Regions from separate parts of the Homo sapiens genome. Here regions 2 and 3 are each linked to region 1. A link is a loop called in an ENCODE intact Hi-C map of the cell type or tissue named here. Cell type or tissue: endothelial cell of umbilical vein. All regions are shown on one strand. Region 1 has its middle 40 kb from the start of LINC01804. Region 2 has its middle 49 kb from the start of DDX1. Region 3 has its middle 23 kb from the start of LINC01804.

The links. Peaks named below come from ENCODE experiments on the same cell type or tissue, not always from the same donor. Only the 100,000 strongest peaks of a DNase experiment are listed, where the experiment ranks them.
Region 2: it touches region 1 in a loop (5-fold over the local background); 30 of 110 quality-filtered maps call a loop at or near these places.
Region 3: it touches region 1 in a loop (5-fold over the local background); 5 of 110 quality-filtered maps call a loop at or near these places.

The regions. Positions count from the first base shown.
Region 1 is chr2:15,728,543-15,733,542 of GRCh38, reverse strand. No RefSeq gene overlaps it. Among named protein-coding and RNA genes, the nearest start is that of LINC01804, 40 kb to the right of the region's middle. RefSeq lists a silencer at 1,197-1,256. In endothelial cell of umbilical vein, no CTCF peak of the experiment used is centred here; a DNase peak (open chromatin) is centred at 2,892; H3K27ac peaks cover 682 bases.
Region 2 is chr2:15,638,368-15,643,367 of GRCh38, reverse strand. No RefSeq gene overlaps it. Among named protein-coding and RNA genes, the nearest start is that of DDX1, 49 kb to the right of the region's middle. In endothelial cell of umbilical vein, no CTCF peak of the experiment used is centred here; a DNase peak (open chromatin) is centred at 2,987; H3K27ac peaks cover 1,085 bases.
Region 3 is chr2:15,665,431-15,670,430 of GRCh38, reverse strand. No RefSeq gene overlaps it. Among named protein-coding and RNA genes, the nearest start is that of LINC01804, 23 kb to the left of the region's middle. In endothelial cell of umbilical vein, no CTCF peak of the experiment used is centred here; no DNase peak of the experiment used is centred here; H3K27ac peaks cover 1,314 bases.

The sequences.
Region 1 (5,000 bases):
GGGTTTGGTTGTCTCTGCTTTTTTCAGTGCCAGGATTTCGTTTCTCTTTCTCTCATCCAAGCGTCCAATACGAAAAGAAATTGGACTTTTATGCCCCAAAACTTCCCCTAGGGATGCAAGGCAGGAGGCCCAGGAGAGGTTAGATCATAGAGCTTTTATTTCAAACGGGAGCTCCATTCAAATAAAACCGCACACCGGCCGGGCGCGGTGGCTCATGCCTGTAATCCCAGCATTTTGGGAGGCCAAGGCGGGCAGATCACAAGGTCAGGAGCTTGAGACCACCCTGGCTAATATGGTGAAACCCCATCTCTACTAAAAACACAAAAAAATTAGCCGGGCGTGGTGGCACATGCCTGTAGTCCCAGCTACTCGGGAGGCTGAGGCAGGAGAATTGCTTGAACCCAGGAGGCGGAGGTTGCGGTGAGCCAAGATCGCACTCCAGCCTGGATGACTGAGCCAGACGCCATCTCAAAAACAATAACAACAACAAAAACCTCACACCATTGCAGCTGCACCTAAGTGAGGCTTCAAGTCAGCCCAAGTAGTTATATCAGAAGGAATGGGGGAAAGATGTTGATAAGCTCAGGTAAGATGCCTCAGAAGCTTTTGAGTTTTTAATTTTTTTAAATCTAAGACATTCCTTAAAGGAAGATGCATATTTGGGTCATAGTGGGTTGGAAAAGATGAAGAAAGATCTTTTGGATTTTGAAGCCCTGGCTTGTACCAGGGAGAGGGAGAGGCCAGCCTCAAGAGATACACTGGGCTCGTTTGGAGACACAGGGCCCGGCCCCACCCCATCTCTAGAACCCTCACCATGATAAGTTCCCATCTGTAAAGTGGAGGTGATGATAATGCCAGTCTCACTATGATTCAACACCAGTGGGGGCTGCAGATGCTGGAAGTTTCAAATCGTATTGGGAATGACATCACACAGATGGCTCCTGGAACCAGGCCACGTGGATAAGCCGCCCAAATGGACAGGCAGTAGTGATCTTCCTCTGGCATAATGAGAAAGGGGCTCAGTGATGGGAAGGTAATTTAGTCCCTGGACCAGCTGAGCTGGGCTGGTAGAAACCTTCCTTCCTCTTTGGAAACTGGAAGTGAGAGGCAGGCAGCTGGTAGGTCTCCCAAGAGGCGTGAAACCTAGTAGAGTGGGTTATTTATGCAAATTACAGAGAAACCCCATGTTATAAGATTACGTCTCCTGAGCTGTTTCTTTTCTGTCCTTGTTGGAGAAGCTGAGATGGACTCAATTCAGTTTCTTCATTCATTCATCCATCCATTCATTCCCTCTCCAACACAATACCTGCTATGTAACAGATATTGTGCAGGGAAACAGAAATAAATCTGACCCTAATTCTGGATCTCCAGAGATCTAATGGAGGGAACCCAGCTTAAGCTTAAACCTGTGATTCAGGACAATAAAGTGAAAGGTGTCTGTTGGTGGAGGGCCTTACAGTACTCCGGGGGCTGCAGGGAAAGAGACAGGGAAGGTTGTCTGAAGCAAGGGGCAACTAAACTAGGTTGATAAACAGGGAAAAGCAGAGGAAGGAGGTTCCAGTCTGAGAAAATACATTGATCAAAGGCAAAGGGCTGTGAGGGTCAGGGGTCAGAATACAAAGCTCTAGTGCTGGAGGGGAGTGCCTAGAATTTAGGGAGCACCTGCTAAGGGGAAGCCCAAACACTTCCCAGAACTCCACCTTGGAAGTGACAGCTTCCAAAATCTGCTTCCCCAAATGGCAAAGAAGCACTAAGGCTAATGTTAGCTTCTCCATGTAATCTCCTAGTCCTTGGCACGCTCCTCCATCCTGCCACTTGCGCCTAGCAGAGGGCTGCCTAGAGTGAGCACTCAGTGACGACAGAGAAAGGAACACACATAAAATTCTGCAAAACTCAAATGCAAGAATAAGTGTGAAATGCATTATAAACCGTAAGGAGCTGTAGAACTGTGAGAAATTGTCACCAATAACGATTGCGTTTCTATCCAACTGCTTTGCAGGGGCTGGCACTCCAGAGATGAGGAACAGCCCTGTCCTCAGGGAACCCAGAAGAGTCAACCAGGGATCCCGGGGCTGCCTGGCCAATGCTCTGACAAGATGAAAGGTTCTTGGAAGAGGTGAAACCTGTGCTAACTCCAAGGGCCCACAGGAGTCAGGCAGGTGAGGAACTGGGGTATGGTGTCCCAGACTGGGAACAATCCCAGCAGGTAACAGAAGGCTGATGGCCCAAGAAGGACATGGGTAAGACAGGCTGGAGGGGCATCCACCAGAGGTGATAGCCTGAGGGGCATCACTTGGATTTCAGTCTCAAGGCAAGCTCAAGTGCTGGGAGAGAACATGGCCACTTTTGTGTTTTGCAGCAGAGCTTATCTAGGGGGACACACGTATGCCATGAAATTAATCCCTTCAGCCCTTGAGGCAGTGGGAGAGTTGGGCAGCTCCTACAGTTGCTGCTGGGTTGCTTCCCCCAGACCACCTTGGAGAAGCATGGGATCAGGGCAATCCCTCCAGCAGCTGGGAAGCAGGAGGCTGTGCTACCCGGGGCCATGGCTCACACCTTGGCACCAAGGAGGTGCCACTAAATACAGATGATGTGAATAATACTGGGATGATTGTGAGCAGCTCCTATGCAACCCCCAGAGGAGGCTTACCCGACCCTGATGCTCAGCACAGTCTTCACAGGACTTTTCAACTCTGCCTTGCTGCATTCCTGATTGCATTTCTTTCCTATGCCCAGATCCGCCCATCTCAGAAGGGCTGCAGAGCCTGGGTTCCTGTGGACCCACCACCCTCCTCACAGGTCAGACTCTGTGGCTTCATCCCAGCTGCTGACCCACTGCCAAACCGCAGCAGCCGGCATCTGCCCCAGGGCTGGACAAGCAGCCTGGCTCTGTGCCCAGCCTGCACAGCTGGGAAAGAATGAGTCAGCAGTGTCTTGTCTCCTTGGCCTTACGCTAAGCATGACCTATTACAAGGAAGTAAATAACTGGGGAATGGTCCCAGCAGGGAACTCCCTGAAACCTCAGGGTCTCAGGAATGGGACAAATCTTAGAGGTCTTTTGCACAAATGCTCTTCATGCACTACAGGAGCTCAGCCTATGGAGCCACACTGCCTGGTGTCAAAGCCCTGTGGGACCCTGAGCAAGTTAATAACCCTCTGTTCCTCTGTCAAATGAGGATAATAATAGTATTTACCTAATAGGGTCGTTATGAAAATTGAGTTAATTGGCGTAAAGTGTACACAGCATATAGTAACAACTAACAAGTGTTAGCTATTACTATTGTTATCGTTATGTGAAGCGATCCCTTCTCTGGCATCTCTTATGATTAAGCCCTCATACAAGTGCTTCCAGAGACATGAAGGTCATTACCACGAGAGGCAAACTCTAAGCTGTCTTTCTCTTGGCCTGTACAAAACACAACTGTTACCTCTCATCCTGACGGATATTCACAGTAGATCTCCTCTTCCTGGTATGCCCACCTCCACTCTAGGATGAGACCCTCACTTCCTTCCGAAGTTTTTCAAAGGGAATACTTGTTGTCTCTTTGCCCCCCTTGGCCCCTTCTTCTCGTGATATGCTAATTTGTCCACTCTTCCTCTGAACAACTGAAAACAATGTTCCAGGAGTGGGCAGACCAGCACAAATAGAATAAGAGCATCATCTTTCTTGTTCTAGGCACTGAATCTCTAGCAATCCAGCCTGAAGTCACATTAGCTAACTGACTGCCCCCATACACAGCTGGCCCATAAAATCTCGGTTAATTTGGCTGGGCATGGTGGCTCACGCCTATAATCCCAGCATTTTGGGAGGCTGAGGCAGGTGGATCACCTGAGTCAGGAGTTTGAGACCAGCCTGGCCAACATAGTGAAACCACATTTCTCCTTAAAAAAAATAAAACAAAATTGAGGTTAATTTTAGTTAGAACCTTCTAGGGTCCTTCTCTCATACCCTTGTGCTTGCCATATATCCCCATCACCCCCTGCCAATCTGAGCTAGTTGGTTCAGCTTTTTTGACTCCAAGACAAGACTTCACACTCAATGCTTTAACTTTCATTGTGTCTGCTCTGGCCTGACTTTCATAAAAAGTCACCACCATGATGTCAGCTGTGAGTGTCATTGGTCCATTCTTGTCCAAGCAATCGATTGCAGCTACCCTGACCCAGCTCCTGTGTCCCTTTCCTGAGTCCTTTACACCTTAGCGGTAAGGTGATGGGCACGAGAAGGACTCAGTCCATCTGCAGGTGGAGTCAGCAGATCCCTTCTGCCTTCCAGTCACAGACCTGAAAACCAAACGCTGAGATCGCCCAAAGTTCATGGAGCCACCAATATCCAGAAACAGATGAAAATGTTTAGGAGGCAAGAGGCAGGCCTGGAAGAACCCGAGGACGCCACCTGGGCCCTAGTCCCACTTGGACACTGGCTCTGGGTGTGACCTTGGGTGAGAAACATCCCCTCTAGGCCTCACCCTCCTTATCTATTGAACTTGATAATTCAGGCCATCTCACCCGCAAAGTTCATCACCCCTTCAAATAACTCTGTCACCCACAGTACTTTATTGCACCCCCCTGCTCCATGGGTTAGGACACAAGGAGGTCCTTTCTTTCCGTATCCCACAGGTACATTTAAAGGCTCACCATATGATTATCTAGTCATGGTTCAGACTAAGGAGCTATATTGTAACTACTTTTCCTGCATGTTAACTTTTCCTGAACATAAATCTTGTCTCCGCAGCGAATCCCCCAGGAGTGGGGAGTCTTCCTCCCTACCCCTCTCCCCCTGCCTTCTTTTCCCCATCTGACGTACCATCTGTGTGTTTATTGTTGGTTTTCTCCTCTTGAATGTAACAGAAGCAGCCAGGTTTCATTAATCCCCATATTCTTCTAAACTATAGCTCCAAACTGAGGGTGTGACATTGAGGAAGGGCTCTGCAAATATTTGTTCATCACTAGTTGATTGATGTCATTTGGATTTTCTTAAGCCCACATCTCTAATGCACTGG
Region 2 (5,000 bases), 90 kb after region 1:
GAGCCTGAGTAGATCAAAAGGCCAAGAGCATGAGGAGACTTTGCTCCTTCAGAATCGCTCCTTGGCCCCCTGAAATGAATGACCAGCTTTAACAGACTTTTCCCCCCCAGCTCACATTCCCCATGGTTGGTGAGGCAGAAAATTCACAAGAACAAAGCTCTTGCCCTAGAAAGATCTTCTTTTCAATTTAGGGTCAATTCCACTTTGGGGACTTCCAGAAGAGTCACCTTTAAATTAAGAAAAGAGAAAAAGAAGCTGTTGCATATAAGCCAGGGAAAACCACACACGAATGTGAACAGCACCCGCGTTCCACCCAGCAGCACGGATTTTTTGTGGGAAACTTATACAGAGCCCCGTAAGCCTCCAAGGAGGTGAGAGTCGGGAGGCGGGGGACGGGCAGAAAGACGTTGGAGTCCAAGAAACTGGATTCATTTTTCTACCGGCTGTGAGTAGGGCAACTTCTAAGGGCCTCATCTTGTCCTTCTGGAAAATGGGCAAGCAGCCTGCACCCTGCTGTCCTCACGCAGCCATTGTGAGGCCAAGAAGAGATGGCATTTGGTGAAGGGTCTCTGTCCTCCCCTGCCCCCCAGGACAGCTGGCCATGTCACTCCAGCCTGAACATGTGGTGGCATCCTGCTCTAGAATCTACCTGGGCTCACCTTCTCCCAGCCTTTCAGGACATATTGACATGCACTTGGGTTAATGAAAGTCAACATTCTTTACATTTCACCCCTTGTGAAATATCAGGAAGCTAGGCTCCATGTGGTCTGGCTCAGCTGGGAAACCATCGCTGAACCCTTGTTCTATCGGTCTGCGGACACGATTCAGTGTCTTGAGCTCTGTGGGATCAGCTGTCCCTCTGAGCTGAGCCAGCCCTCCCGTGAGTGGTGTTCAGCCTCCGGGGCCCGGGACCGGGAACAAGGGCAGACCAGCCTGCAGTCTGCATCCAGCGGCCAGGTCAAGGTGATCGAGTTTCTCTCTCCAGTCACAAATTCCATCACCCCTGGCTCCAGGGTAATACACTCAATCTCAGGGCTTGAGCTATAACACGGTTCATTTCTGGGCCAAATCTCTGAAGCTGAAGGGTTTATTTTTAAGGACAAGCAGTTTGCTGTTTTCAGCTTTTCTCATCAGAAATAGTGCAATTCAGCTTGATCTGCATTGGAAGCATAATTTATCATCTCACACAGATGGTTGCTAAGGGTGGGGAGGAGGTTTACTTTTCATTTTACTTCAGCAAATATTTCCTGAGCCCCTACGTGTGCCAGGCACAGAGCAAAGCACTGGGGATGCACACATGAGTAAGACAAGCTCCTGATCCTTGACACACTCCTAGTCCAGGTGAGAGACAAAGCTACAACCCCAGATTTGACATTAGACAGTCCTGCTTTGGAATCTTGGCTCTGCCATTTGCTATTGGAGTCACCTTGGGAAAATTACCTCACCTCTTTCTAGCTAAAGGTTTGTCAGCTTTGTTGATCTTCTCAACATACCAACCTTTGGTTCTGTTGATTTTCTCAACTGTTTTTCTATTCTCTATTGCATTAATGTTTGCTCTAATCTTTATTATTTCCTTCCTTCTGCTTGCTTTGGGTTTAGTTTGTTCTTTTTTCTTTCCCCCAGTGCTTTAAGGCGGAAGGTTAGGTTATTGATTTGGGATCTTTCTTCCTTTGTAATATAGTCATGCATAGCTATACATTTCCCTCTAAGCACTGCTTTACCTACTCCCATAAGATTTCCTATGTTGTGTTTCCCTTTTCATTTATCTCAAAGTATTTCCTAATTTCCCTTGTGATTTCTTCTTTGACTTATTGGTTGTTTAGTAGTATGCTGTTGGTTTTCACATATTTGTAAATTTCCCAAAGTCCTTTCTGTTATTGACTTCTACACATAGGGTCTATCCTGGAGAATGTTCCATGTACACTTGGGAAGGATGTGTATTCTGCTGCTCGTGGGTGGTATGTTCTACAGATGTCTTTTAGGTCTAGTGAGTCCACAGTGTTGGTCACGTCTTCTGTTTTCTTATTGATCTTCCGTTTGGTTGTTCTATCCATTATTGAAAGCAGTGTATTGAAGTCTCCAAGTATTATTGTTCAATTGTTACCTCACCTCTTTGAATCTGTTTCCTTCAAGTAAAATAAATATTCCTGACTTGCAGAGGAGATGGAGTGCAAAGCCCTGAGGCACAGCCTGCCTGCCACCTGTGGATGTTGCTGCTGTGTCTCAGAAAGAATTGACAGAGTGTAGGACAGCAGTGGTGAGGAGATTTCCTTCTAAAGTAACCAGTTGTCCTGGGTTAAGCTAGTACTGCTTCAGCCTGAAAAACACAAACCCTGTTTAAAGAGAAAGACAAGGCTTAGAACCTGTCTACTTCTGTGGCCTAATTTTCAGGATGTGCAGATCTCCTGCCCAAAAAATACAAATTAACTAGCTGACAAATCGTAACTTCTCACCCTAATTATGCTAGCTGGTGTCTAAAATTCCTTCACAAAAGTTTCTCGTGATAATTTACCTGTCCATCCATCTAAACTTCCCTCCAACTCAACAAACATTTACCAAATCACCTTTTCTCAGCCAGATCTGCCTCAGGTACTGAGGATACTGAAACCAGACCTGTCCTAAACACCCTACTCTATCCAGAAAGAGACACTGAGGGAAATTTTATTATGTATTTGTTATTTATTATTTAAGCAGTCAAATAAAATATCGGAACATAAACGCTCTAATAAAAGAAGGAACAAAAGGTTTTGAGGATACAGAAGGGGGAAGTGACCTGCCTCATAAGAGCAAGAAGGGGGTAAAGATGGCTTCCCCAAAAAATGTTAACTGAAAAGAAGCTGCCAACAGTGGCTTGAGTTCCACAACCCTCTCTGCCCCTACCGATCTCCTCAGGTGGGAGGGGGCCCCGGGGAGGAAAAGGAGGAAAACAAGAGGATGTTACACAAAGTGAGTCATCCAGCCTCAAATAACCAAGAGCTGCAAAGGCAGAAAGTTCTTGACTTGGAAGTTTGCCAACTCCAATGCTGCAAAAATAACCGTGATGAATTCACATGTTTCTGTGCAAGTGTCGGTCCACCATAACACTGAATACTCAGCCATAGCAAACTGGAGCTTTGGGCCCATATGCTCAAAATCAGGCTCAGGCTTTGGTCAAGGTTTTCTTGAAGAAGCCAAAACCTGTATTTTCCCATTGAAAACCATCCTGGTCTTCTATCCTGTCCTGGATAGGACCATGGAATAATGATTCCTGCTCAGGGTTAAAAGTCATTAGGTGTTTTTCTGTTTTGGGTCTCAGTATCCACAGAGGAACTTTCATTTCTTCCAGGTTAAGTTGATAGACCCTCCCATTTTATGAAAAGCTAATCATAATATTTGTTGTACACCCACTGTGCACACTGTAGGGAGAGAAAAAGGACATCCAGAAACCCTTCACCGAAGCAGAATTTAACCCACCTGGAAACAGAGAGTGGGAAAAAAAGTCATACAGCAGTTTTTAAAAATTAAGAGCTGCAGGCTGGACACAGTGGCTCACACCTGTAATCCCAACACTTTGAGAGGCCAAGGCAGGAGAATCGCTTGAGCTCCCAGGAGTTTGAGACCAGCCTAGACAACATAGAGAGACCCTGTCTCTACCAAAAATTTTAAAAGTTAGTCTGGGTGTGGTGGCGTGCACCTGTAGTCCTAGCTACTTGGGAGGCTGAGGTGGGAGGGTCACTTGAGCCCAGGAAGTCCAGGCTGCAATAAGCCACGATCGCACCACTGCACTCCGGTCTGAGCAACAGAGTGAGACGCCATCTCAAAAAAAAAAGAAAAAGAAAAAGAAAAACGAAAAAATTTAAAAGCTGCATCATAAAGTATAAGGACGAGACAAAGGGTGATGTACTAGAGGCCTTCCTGGAGAGAGAGCAACAGAGCAGAAATACAGGCTCTGGGGCCTGAAAAACTCAACCTAGGGCCAGGCGTGGTGGTCCACACCTGTAATCCCAATACTTTGGGAAGCTGAGGAGGATGGATCGCCTGAGGTCAGGAGTTCGAGACCAGCCTGGCCAACACAGTGAAACCCCATCTCCACTAAAAATACAAAAAAGTTAGCTGGGCATGGTGGCACATGACTGTAATCCCAGCTACTCGGGAGGCTGAGGCAGGAGAATAGCTTGAACCCGGGAAGCGGAGGTTGCAGTGAGCCAAGATCATGCCATTGCACTTTAGCCTGGGCAACAAGAGCAAAACTCTGTCTCAAAAACAAACAAACAAACAGACAACAAAAAAAACCTCAACCTGGGGTACTTAGACTTCACTATTCTGGGCCTTGGATTCCTTATCTGCAAAAAATGATAGCATTGGCTCTTACATGAGGCAAAATACAAAATAGCTGGCTCATGGCTGGTATTCAAAAGCATGATGTTCTCATGCCCCCACAAGAGAGGTGGCAGTGACTCAGGTCCCTAAGGATGGGTGGAATTTTGACAGGCAAGAGAAGGCAGGACTTTGAGCAGCCTTCTTTGAGGCAGGTCTTTAAGCAGCAGGACTGAGCAGGGAGTAGTGGACAAGTGCCTGGATTCTAATTCTGGCTCCACTGCTTCCTAGTCACATGATCTTCAGCAAATCACTAATTTCTTGGTGCATCAGTTTCCTTATCTATGAAAATGGGAACACCAGTAAAATTTGTCTTCTGGGGTTGGTGTGAGGATTGAGTTAGGATGGGTAAACACTTAGAACAGTACCTGATATAGTGAAGGGTCATAAATTTTATCCATTGTTATATATGGAGGGGAATAAGGAGTCCAGATTTGATATGATTTGAGGAGTATGGGAAATAGGACTAGGAAGGTTGGGACTAGATTTTAGAGGGCCCTAAGTGCCCAAATTAGTCTGGACTTAAACACAATCAAGGCCCATCACAGGCTCTTGAATGGGGGTTGACATGGATTAATAACAACTCTTAAATGGTAAAGGCCAAATGGGCTCCTGTCATAGGTATAAATTATACCAGAAGAGGC
Region 3 (5,000 bases), 63 kb after region 1:
AAAATTAAAAATAGAATTATCATATTATCCAGCAATCCCACTTCTTGGTATATATCCCAAAGAAGTAAAATCAGGAACTCAACGAGATATCTGCACTCTTGTGTCACTGCAGAATTATTCGTAATAGCTGAGATGTGGCAACAACTTAAATGTCCATTGACCAATGAATGGATAAAGAAAATGTGGGCTGGACACACAATGGAATATTATTCAGTCTTAAGAAATAAGTCGGCTGGGCACGGTGGCTCATGCCTGTAATCCCAGCACTTTGGGAGGTCAAGGCAGGCAGATCACAAGGTCAGGAGATGGAGACCGTCCTGGCTAACACAGTGAAACCCCATCTCTACTAATAAAAAATAAAAAAAATTAGCCGGGTGTGGTGGTGGGCGCCTGTAGTCCTAGCTACTCAGGAGGCTGAGGCAGGAGAATGGTGTGAACCTGGGAGGCGGAGCTTGCAGTGAGCCGAGATCACGCCACTGCATTCCAGCCTGGGCGACAGAGCAAGACTCCGTCTCAAAAACAAAAACAAAAACAAAACAAAAAAAAATGATCTTTTATGAGTTAAAAAAAAAAAAAAAAAAAAAAACTCCGAGCCTTTGCAATCATGGTGCTTATGAGGAGGAAGGAATCGGACTTCTTGCTCCACCTCCTACTAGAATAGGAATGGCCTTGCTTGGTTCAGATTCGAAACAGCAGGTGGTAGGGGCTGGCTCCCGGTAAGCAAGGTGTTGCTATTTTCCCTGCCCTGCTTCCTTCCACTTGCCACATTCTGCTTGTCCTGCAGGGTCTAGGTCTAGTTGCCCCTAGCTCCTAGAATGCCAGCTGACTCAGTCTCCTCAATGCCCTGGAGATTTTCTAAGACAAAGACAGGCTGTAAGTCTATGCATAGCTCCCCGACTTGTGGTATTTGTTTCTATATATTTTTTCCATAGTGAATGGTGCCCTTGAAGGGCTTTTCAGGCTCCAGATTTAGCATTTGGTGGAGAGGTTTTGTGCCATTTGATCCTCCCAATAGAACCCTAGTCAGTTCAGGACATCAAATGTTTATTGCGTGAATGAATGAAGGAGCATAGACACCTGCAGAACCTAGAAGAGAATCAGACAGGTTTGGCTGGAGGGCTGGGAGCAGGGAGCTGCTAGAAGCTTGGGCTGTTGGTGGTCTCTGGTGTTGACTGAGTAGAGTCAGCGGTGCCTCTCCTCTGTCTCCCTCTGCCCCCTACTCCACCCCTGATCCACGTCTCCCCACTCCAGGTTCACACTTAAACCCCCAGCTGTTTCCTGTGGGGCCCCAGATCATTTGACCCTAAGAACAACAGAGCCCATGGCCTGCTTGTCATTTCCCAGGTAGGTCTGCCACCCAGACACTCTGCCACACTCAGAAGATAGGCACAAATGCTTTTATAGTTTTAAAGGAAGCTCCATTTTCACACACACTTCCGGTGATGCTGCTTTGACATCGTGAAGAATTCTTTTCTTGTTTTCCTAGGATGGAATTTGCAACGTGTTTTCTCAACTCACCCACGTCAGACTTGAGTGAAATGAACTCTGAGCATGTCTGCTTCTCCCAGCAAACTTCAGCTAATCCAAGGACAGTCATTAACTTGTTATTCTAAGTAATCCTCTGTTGAAAGCTGTGAGCCGCCTGGGGTGGACGAGGGCAGGGTTTTCAAGCACAAAAATATTGGACCTGCGGCTCCCATGAGGACAGACAGCCTCCCCAGAGGAGGGGAGGGATTCGACAGCCTCACTCCCAGACAGGACAGACAGAGGCATTTCAAACCCAGCTATGTTTCAGCCACCTTTGTATATGCTTTTGTCATTGTGTGGGGAATATTTTGTCGGCTTGTTGCTCACTAACATTCAGATCTTTGTTGTCGACAGAGGCTTTCGCAATTATCAAACCAGATTAACAGTGGAAGCAGCCTCTCGCATACATTTTTAAAACACACATCTTATTACATACCCTACCTAAAAAAATATCCTCAATACTTGCCCAGTAACTAGAGTTGTTAGATCCACTCCTTTGAGATCTTCCTTACAAGGCTCTTCCCTGCCATTTCCTTCTCCAACCACATCCTCTTACTCAACATCCCCCAATCCTATTAGGCTCCTCTGTGCCAAAATGCAATTGCACTGATTGTTCCCTTTGCCTAAAGTGCCTTTTCCTATTTTTCTAACAACAAATTCACACCTGCTTTCAAAGCAACTCACATATCCTAGCCAGGATTTTCTGCTCAAACATTTACCTCTATCTGACCCACCGCTTAGTAGGTTGAAATTATTTGTGTTAATGTCTGATTCTGCTCCATGCCATGAAGCTGCATCATTCCCTGAGTGCTCCTGAGAGTTCAAACAAAGCCCCTTTAAAATTTCCAAAAGCATCACAACCTCACCTTCTCTTACTTCTAAAGTAATTCAGATCCAGTCCAAGCATGAGAAGACCACTGGAGGAGAAAGTCATTTTTTTCACTTGAGTTTAATATTTTTCTTCTTGAGCATGCTTCTAAGAGGCTGTTCTCTGCATTTACCTATTCCCTGCTACCCATAAATTCTTCTCATCTTCCAAACCTCAACTGTGCTAACATGCAGGCTTTGATAGACAAACATGCAAACAGCTGTTGCCTTGGAGAATTCTAGCCTAGAAGCCTCAGCGTGCCTGTTCTGATTTCTTCCTTTCAAATGTCAAAAAAGCTTCCTGGAAAAGTCAGAGGCTGTTCTTGATTAATGAAGACTAGAGTTTTGCCATGAGTACTTGTATGTGTGGGGCAGAGCTGGGGGGAAGCTTACCCCAAGACCTCCAAGCCTTTATATCCTAGATCTTACCTGTGAAGTCCCTCCCAGAAAACATCACGGAGCAGTTTGGCAGACATTTGAGTCTGTTGCAAGCAAAGACATGTTCCCTCCGTGATTGGAATTTTATGTCTCCAATCATAAAAAACATAAAAATAGGTAGCACGTTTTTCTTATTGCCTACGATATGCCAAGCACCTTGAGGTGATTCACACAGACACTTACATCGAATGACTGCCATCTCTCTGTGGATTGTCTCTAGGTCTACCTCGCTCCCATCTCACATAGGAGGAAACTGGCATCCCCCTTCTTCCTTTGACCCCATAAATAAACAATGCACAGTGCCTGGTATAGGACATGCTTGGTGTAACAGGGAAAATCATTCACCCAGGCAAGCATTGATGTTCAGAGCACTTAGTGGTGGAATACGTTATCACCAGCTCAAGCATGCGATGTTCAGCCACTCCGGCCCAGGAAATGTAAGCACGGGACGAACGGGTGGTTTTCCCACGCCTCCCTTGCCAGTTCCAAGGGCTGAGGCTCTCCAGAGCTGGGCTGTGAGTGCCTCTCCTTCTCTCTGGGGAGAGCTCACAGCATGGCTGTCTCTACAGAGCACGAGGATAATGGGCAGATGAAGGTCAAAGCTACAGGCCCTAACCAACCACTATTGAGCACTTGTTGTGTGCCCAGACCTGTAAAGCGTTTTCATGAGCAGGGATTTGTGTGTGCTTTGTTTACCATGACATCCCCAGTGCCATGGCTGGCACACAGCAACCACTAATAAATACCTGTTGAATGAATAAATGGACAATGAGATCAGTGCTTTGCCTATGAGGAGTCAGCTAGCAGAGTTGACATTTAAACGCAGAGTTATCTGTTGAGGTTGAGGAGAGCAGCTACCTTCAAGGAGTACACAGATACAGATGATGCAGAGATGCCTAAACATCCTTCACCTACAAAGGCTGGGGATGAGTCTAGCAGCCTCGCAGGTGGCCCATGTCTTGTGGCAAGACCATTAGAGGAGATATCAGGAGACCCAGGCCCTGGTCCTGCCATGCCCGGCCACATGCAGTTGGGCAAGTCCCTTGCCCGGGTGGTTCTCACTTTACCTGTATGTAAAATAGGATTATTAACACCTGTGTGCTCTCACAAAGAGCGTTAAATGAGAAAAGGTGTGCAAAACTGCTTTGTTCATTGCAAGGGCGAATTCAATACCAATTGAACCCTGTTCTCCCTGGGTCTTGGTCTCCACATCTGTGCATTCATTGTGCAATGGGCACTGCCAGCTCTCCCATGCCAGAATTTGGACAGATCAGCAGGGCTTTCTCATTGCATGGCTGTGGGACGTGGCGGGGCTCCATTCACACCATAGTGAACACGATCGCCTCACCATCCCAGGAACTTGCCCGCACCCAGCCTGCACAACTACACGCAGTGGTTCCAGATCAGGGCTTGTTTTGATGAGGCCATAAAGTCAGTATTATGGTGGGGCAAGTAAATAGGAAAGCGGCCCCTATCCCCAGAAGCTTTCAGACGGGAGACACAGATTTCCAAGAGTGGAGCTGGTGAAGTCTCCCTGGACCAGGCAGGGTGCCTGCAAAATAGTCCAACAGACCAGAGGACCAGAAGAAGGCAAACATCCCCTGCACCAGGAAGCAAACTCTAGGGGCTAGGCTAGTTTTCTCCACCCTCCACAGGACTTTGCCCACTTTTCTCCTAGCCCAGTGCTGGGGAGGCGTGGGGAGGGACTGTGAAGGAAGGAGAGCTGCTCACCCTGGTTCCTGACTCCTGCCTGCCCCCTAGCCCTTCTCAGCACACACAGCCTTGCAGTGTGGACGAGGGAGCCCAGACTGTGGCCTCAGGAGAGTGAGAGCAGAGGGGCCCGCCCGAGCTCTTAGCACACACCTGGGTGTCATCTCCAACAGTCCTGTGTCTTTCCACGGCCTCACGACGCATAAGCATGAGCGCTGGATTTCCCTGGAATGCCCAGGCAAGAAATCTTACCCAGTCTCAAAACATCAAAACATGTTAAAATGGTTAAAAATCTTTCTGTTGGCCTATGGGGTAGGATGCCTGAGATCTGGGGGAAAGATCTGGAAGCTGCGTCTTCGGTGACACTGCAGTTCACTCTGGTGGTCCCAACTCCTGCGTCGTGCTCTGGGGGGTCCTCGGCCCACATGTGGCTCATTGGCCCAGATGTGGCCTGTGGC